2 separate regions of the Homo sapiens genome follow, and region 2 is linked to region 1. A link is a contact called in ENCODE Hi-C or POLR2A ChIA-PET data. All regions are on one chromosome and are shown on one strand. The core of a region is the stretch at or near the end of the contact, and the rest is flanking DNA. Distances in the headings are between cores, read along the strand shown. Region 1 holds the start of RASAL3 (RAS protein activator like 3). Region 2 holds the start of NIBAN3 (niban apoptosis regulator 3).

Evidence for each region. A loop is a pair of places that touch in the nucleus more often than their neighbours do. ChIA-PET counts read pairs that join two places held with the same protein, here RNA polymerase II (POLR2A). Pooled maps may share reads with other maps.
Region 2: a map with no recorded cell type shows a loop between it and region 1 (14-fold over the local background). The contact joins the promoter of NIBAN3 here to the promoter of RASAL3 in region 1. A Hi-C loop is called at or near these places in 2 of 37 single-sample maps with no recorded cell type and 2 of 50 pooled maps. POLR2A ChIA-PET finds 5 or more read pairs at or near these places in 1 of 52 experiments (T-cell).

What each region holds. Positions count from the first base shown.
Region 1 is chr19:15,463,156-15,466,162 of GRCh38, forward strand. It overlaps RASAL3 (RAS protein activator like 3), which reads right to left and starts at 1,389. Exons shown (of 18, transcript NM_022904.3): 1 at 1,350-1,389; 2 at 876-1,222. The coding sequence starts at 1,203. RefSeq lists enhancers at 613-752, 853-982, 1,623-1,732.
Region 2 is chr19:17,525,878-17,528,711 of GRCh38, forward strand. It overlaps NIBAN3 (niban apoptosis regulator 3), which reads left to right and starts at 1,390. Exons shown (of 15, transcript NM_001321827.2): 1 at 1,390-1,518. The coding sequence starts at 1,464. RefSeq lists a silencer at 1,242-1,351.

The DNA of each region.
Region 1 (3,007 bases), core at 139-2,638:
GCTCACTGCAACCTCCACCTCCCGGGTTCAAGCGATTATCCTGCCTCAGCCTCCTGAGTAGCTGGGAGTACAGGTATGTGCCACCATGCCTAGATACTTTTTTTTTTTTGTATTTTTAGTAGAAACAGGGTTTTGCCATGTTGGCCAGGCTGGTCTCGAACTCCTGAGCTCAGGTGATCCACCCACCTTGGCCTCCCAAAGTGCTGGGATTACAGGTGTGAGCCATCATGCCTGGCCCATCTGTCATTTTCTTGTTGATGGATTTCCTGTCAATTCCACTACACTGTGAGCTCCATGGGGCAGGGAGGGTCATCTGTCTCTTTCACTAGTGTGTCCTCAGTGCCTAAATCAGGGCCTGGCACATACAATAGAAGCTCAACAAACCTCTGCTTGAATAAATGAATGAATATGAGCAAATAAAATTATATACTCTCCAAAATGGAGATCATTATTCTCACTGAACTGATGGAGAGGCTGAGGCTTAAGGGCTCAGAACAAAGACACGGAAGCTAGAAGGTAGGAGAGTAGGAGGCAGGCTGAAGATGGATATCCAGGTAGGAAAGGATGGGCCTGAGCCATTGAAGGAGAGACCCGTTGGGGCCAAGAGCCGTTTAGCCTCTGGACAATACTATCACGGGTTTACATTCACTGTTCCTTCCTCAGATGGACCCTCTGCCCACAGGACCCCGGCAACTCCTCCTACCCTCTTTAGGGGGAAAGAGGGAACAGGGTAGCTGGGCCCCAGCGGCTTCCTGCTGGGCTTTTGCACTCCCCACAACTTCCTGTGTCTGTATGGTTGATGCTCCGGAGGCAGACAAAACCCAAGCATCCGGCTTCCCAGCCCGGCCCAAGCTCAGGGTGGGGGAACCATGTACCTGGGGCCTCCTGCTCCGGCTCCGGGTCTGGCTCCGGCGGTGGGTTCTTATGCCTCCCCCAGAGGGCCTTGGAGAGTCGAAGGCGACTGGTCCGTGACTCCTTGGGAGGCGCAGATAGGACCCGACGGAATATCGAGCGAGGGGCTGGCTGGGTGCTGACCATGGGCTCCTGGTGGCTCAGGGCCCTGCCCCAGCCAGCAAAGCGGCCCCAGCGGAACCCTCCAGCCGCCTTCTCCCCACCGCCCCCTGTGTGCCAGCGGTAGGAAGTCAGCGGAGAGGTGGCTGTGGGCTGGGTTTGGGAGGTCCGGCTTGGCGACGGTGGGTCCATGGTTGGGGGGGGGGGTCTCCTGGGGGACGAGAGAGTGACAGTAGTGCCCAGTGTCTGTCCACATACTGCCCTCATCTCGGCCCCCTCCCCACCCTCAGCTCTGCCTCCAGGAATCCCCCTGCCCCCACCTCCACTCCCTCCCTTACCTTGGTTTCCTGACCAGCCCCAGAATCAGCAGCCGTCTGCACCCCGCCTGGCTTCCTCCCTCGGAACCCAACTCCACGTGACCCTCTCTGTCCCACCCCACCCCACAGCCAGGCTGGGAGGGCACAGTGCGGGCAGGTTGCTGGAGGTTCGAGGGAGGAGAAGAGAGGAGGTGGGTTACCAGGCTTCTAGCAAGAAGGACCCAGACTGCCTCCCTGACGGGGAGGCAGCACTTGCCCCTCTCTCTGAGCCTCCGTTGCCTTCTCTGCAAAATGAGTACAGGCTGAACAAATGCTGGCGAGAATACAAAGCACCTAGAACTCTAATCCACAGTTGGCCGGAGTGTAGACCCATTCACTCATGTTGGGAAACGGTTTGGCAGGATCTACTAACACTACTAGCTGGATCTTCTCTGACTCAGCAATTCCATTGCTAGGTAGACGTCCAATAGATATGCCCCCCCAGCACAATGCATAATAGCCCCACATTGGAAGCAGCCTAAGTACCCATTAGTGGGAGAAGGAATAAATTGTGATCTCTTCGCACAGCAGAATATCATACAGCAGTGAGAACAAACTAAAGAATGATTTAACTTGGGTGAATCACAAACAATGTTGAGCCAAAACCAAAACCAAAGCCATAAAATGCCAGTAATCTGAGCTATTCAGGAGGCTGAGGGAGGAGGATCGCTTGAGGCCAGGAGTTCGAGGCTGCAGTGAGCTGTGATCATGCCTGTGAATAGGCAGTGCACTCCAGTCTGGGTGACATAGGGAGACCTCATATCTAACTTTTTTTTTTCTTTTTCCCCTCCCTGCCCTCGGGAGACCCCATCTCTAAAAAGCAATAATAAATAAATTTAAAAACCCCAAAACAATGAAGAGTATACACTTTGTGATTCCATTTACATAAAGTCCTAAAGCAGGCAAAACCATGTCTAACAAGCAGGGTATCAGTTTCTTTTGGAGGCACTGGTGGCTGGGAAGAGGGTACAAGGGGGGCTTCTGGAAGATGGCAAGATTTATTATTACTCTTATTATTATTAATTGATTTATTTATCGAGAAGGAGTTTCGCTCTGTCTCCCAGGCTGGTGTGCAGTGGCACGATCTTGGCTCACTGCAATCTCTGCCTCCCGGATTCAAGTGATTCTCCCTACTCAGCCTCCTGAGTAGCTGGGACTACAGGTATTCACCACCATGCCTGCCTAATTTTTTTGTATTTTTAGTAGAGACGGGGTTTCACCATGTTGGTCAGGCTGGTCTTGAACTCCTGACCTGAAATGATCTGCCCGCCTTGGCCTCCCAAAGTGCTGGTATTATAGGCGTAAGCCACCGTGCCCGGCCCTTATTATTATTATTATTTATAAATGAGGTCTATAAAAATAATATAGATCTCATAAAATAAAAATATAATATTTATATTACATAGTAATATAAATAATATTACATTATACATAATATGAATATTATTATTTTTTGTAGATGAGGTCTGTCATCCAGGCTGGAGTGCAGTGGTGCCATCATAGCTCTCTGTAACCTCTAACTCCTGGGCTCAAGAGATCCTCTCGCCTTAGCCTCCTGAGTAGCTGGGACTACAGCTGCATGCCACCACACCTGGCTTATTAAAAACAATTTTTTTGTTGTTGTTGAGATGAGGGTCTTG
Region 2 (2,834 bases), core at 140-2,639, 2.1 Mb after region 1:
TCACCTGAGGTCAGGAGTTTGAGGCCAGCCTGGCCAACACAGGGAAACCCCATCTCTACTAAACAAAACAAAACAAAATTAGCCAGAAATCGCTTGAACCCAGGAGGCGAAGGTGGCAGTGAGCCAAGATCATGCCACTGCACTCCAGCCTGGGCAACAGAGTGAGACACCGTTTAAAAAAAAAAGAACACTTTAGGAGGTCAAGGAGGGTGGATCACGAGGTCAGGAGTTTGAGACAAGCCTGGCCAACATAATGAAACCCCGTCTCTACTGAAAATACAAAAAATTAGCCAGGTGTGGTGGCGGGCGCCTGTAATCCCAGCTACTCGGGAGGCTGAGGCTGGAGAATCACTTGAACCCGGGAGGTGGAGGTTGCAGTGAGCCAAGATAGTGCCATTGCACTCCAGTCTGGGCGACAGTGCGAGAGTCTGTCCCAAAGAAAAAAAAAAGGACACCTTTAAGAGACACTTAAAACGTGAAATATGCCAGGTGTGGTGGCTCATGCCTGTAATCCTAACATTTTGGGAGGCCGAGGTGGGCGGATCACTTGAGTCCAGAAGTTTGAGACCAGCCTGGGCAACATAGGAAGACCCCCCGTGTCTACAAAAAATACAAAAATTAGCCAGGCATGGTGGTGGCGTGTGCCTGTGGGCCCAGCTACTCTGGAGGCTGAAGTGAGAGGGTCACTTGAGCACAGGAGTTCCAGGCTGCAGTGAGCCATGATCGTGCCACTGCACTCCAGCCTGAGCAACAGAGCAAGACCCTGTCTCTAAAAAAAAAAAAAGGAAAAAGAAATGGAGTCCAGGTGATGGACTGGTGGGAGGGACAGTGTTGGGGGCCTGAAGAAGGAATCAAGGATGAAGCTTCAGTGCCCCCAAGTCTCTCTGCTCACCCCTGCCAGGCCACCCATCCTCTAAGACCTTGGCATCTGCCCCCCTGCCCCAGCACTGACCTCAGGGACAGTCTGGGAGTGCCTGTCCAGCTCTGTCTCCCCAGCCTGGGGACTCCTAGGAGCTGGGCCAGGGCTGTATCCTCTCTGGGGTCCAGCCTCACCGGGCACAGGGTAGGCACAGTGCTGGTGGGGGGGTGTGGCACCAGGAACTAGATGCCGCATCCCTGCCCATCCCCCTGTTCCAGCCCCCATACACAACGACTGCTGGCCGGTCCTGCCAGATGTCTGCCCTGCCACCCTCCTCCAAGACGAGCTATGATTTTCTTTCTCCCACACCCCACAACCTAACCCCGGGGCTGTCCCCGCAGCCTCTACAGAAACCACTGGCTCTGGGCAACACGGGCCCCAGGGGAGTGGGGAGGACGCAGGTGCAGCGTGGGGTGGGGCAGGGGCGGGGCCTCTGAACCCACTGTGACCAAGCCTCTCACCCGCCATCCAGGTGCCCCTGAGCCGAGGAACGCAGGCGGTGGTCGTGGGGAAGGGAAGAGGAGCCCCGGGAGACGACAGCAGCATGGGTGGGCGGCCTTCGAGCCCTCTGGACAAGCAGCAGCGGCAGCACCTAAGGGGTGAGCAGCCGGGGAGGGGACAGGGTGGGAGTCCAGGTGGGTGGGGGCTCCAGCCATTGGGTCCACATGCTCCATGCAGCAGATGGGGTTCGGTTCAGACCTAGGGCTGTCAAAACACACAGGATGCCTTCTTAATGTAAATTTCACGCAGTGAATCTTTTTTTATTGTTGAGACAGGATCTTGTCTGTTGCCCAAGCTGGAGTGCCGTGGTATGATCGTGGCTCACTGCAACCTTGGCCTCCTGGGCTCAAGCAATTCTCCCGCCTTAACCTCCCAAGTAGCTGGGACCACATGCATGTACCACCATGCCCAACTAATTATTTCATTGGTTGTTTTTTTTTTTAATAGAGACAGGGTGTCCCTATGTTGGCCAGTTTGCTTTTGAACTTGTGGGCTCAAGCGATCCTCCCGCCTCAGCCCGAATAGCTGGGACCACAGGCGTGCACCACCACACCTGGCTAATTTTTTATTTGTTTTCGTAGCGACAGGGTCTCACTATGTTGCCCAGGCTGGTCTTGAACTCCTGAGCTCAAGCGATCCTCCCACATCAACCTCCCAAAGTGCTGGGATTACAGGCGGGAGCCACTGTGTCCAGCCTGCATCTTATTTTTAGTATAAGTGTATCCCAGATTTTGCATAGTGCACACTTATGCTGAAAACCAATTACCCCTTTATGGTTTTTTTTTTGTTTGTTTTGTTTTGTTTTGTTTTTTGAGATGGAGTCTCCCTCTGTTGCCCAGGCTAGAGTGCAGTGGCGCAATCTTGGCTCACTGCAACCTCCGCCTCCAGGATTCAAGCTATTCTCCTGCTTCAGCCTCCCGAGTAGCTGGGATTACAAGCATGTGCCACCATGCCTGACTAATTTTTGTATTTTTAGTAGAGATGGGGTTTCACCATTTTGGCCAGGTTGGTCTCGAACTCCTGATCTCAGGTGATCTGCTCACCTCAGCCTCCCAAAGTGCTGGGATTACAGGTGTGAGCCACTGTGCCCAGAAGACTGTGTCTTCTATTTTTATTTGGTAAATCTAGTGACCTGATTTAGGGCAGGGGTTCAGGTGGGAGGCATAGGGCCAAGTGGAGGGTGTCCCAGACCCAGCCAGGCCCTGAGGGATGTCTTCCTGAGCGGGCAGGGACCAGCAGGCCCCTCGGTAGGACCCTGGGGATGGAGGCTCAGTTCCCAATTTGAGACTAAGAGGGGCCAGTGCCAGATTCAGTGCCATTCGGGTCCCTCTGTCCTCATATGTGGGGTGAGCAACTGTGCTGGGCGCTGGGGACATTGTGGGGTTGGTATTGGCCTTACCCTCACAGGCTCATG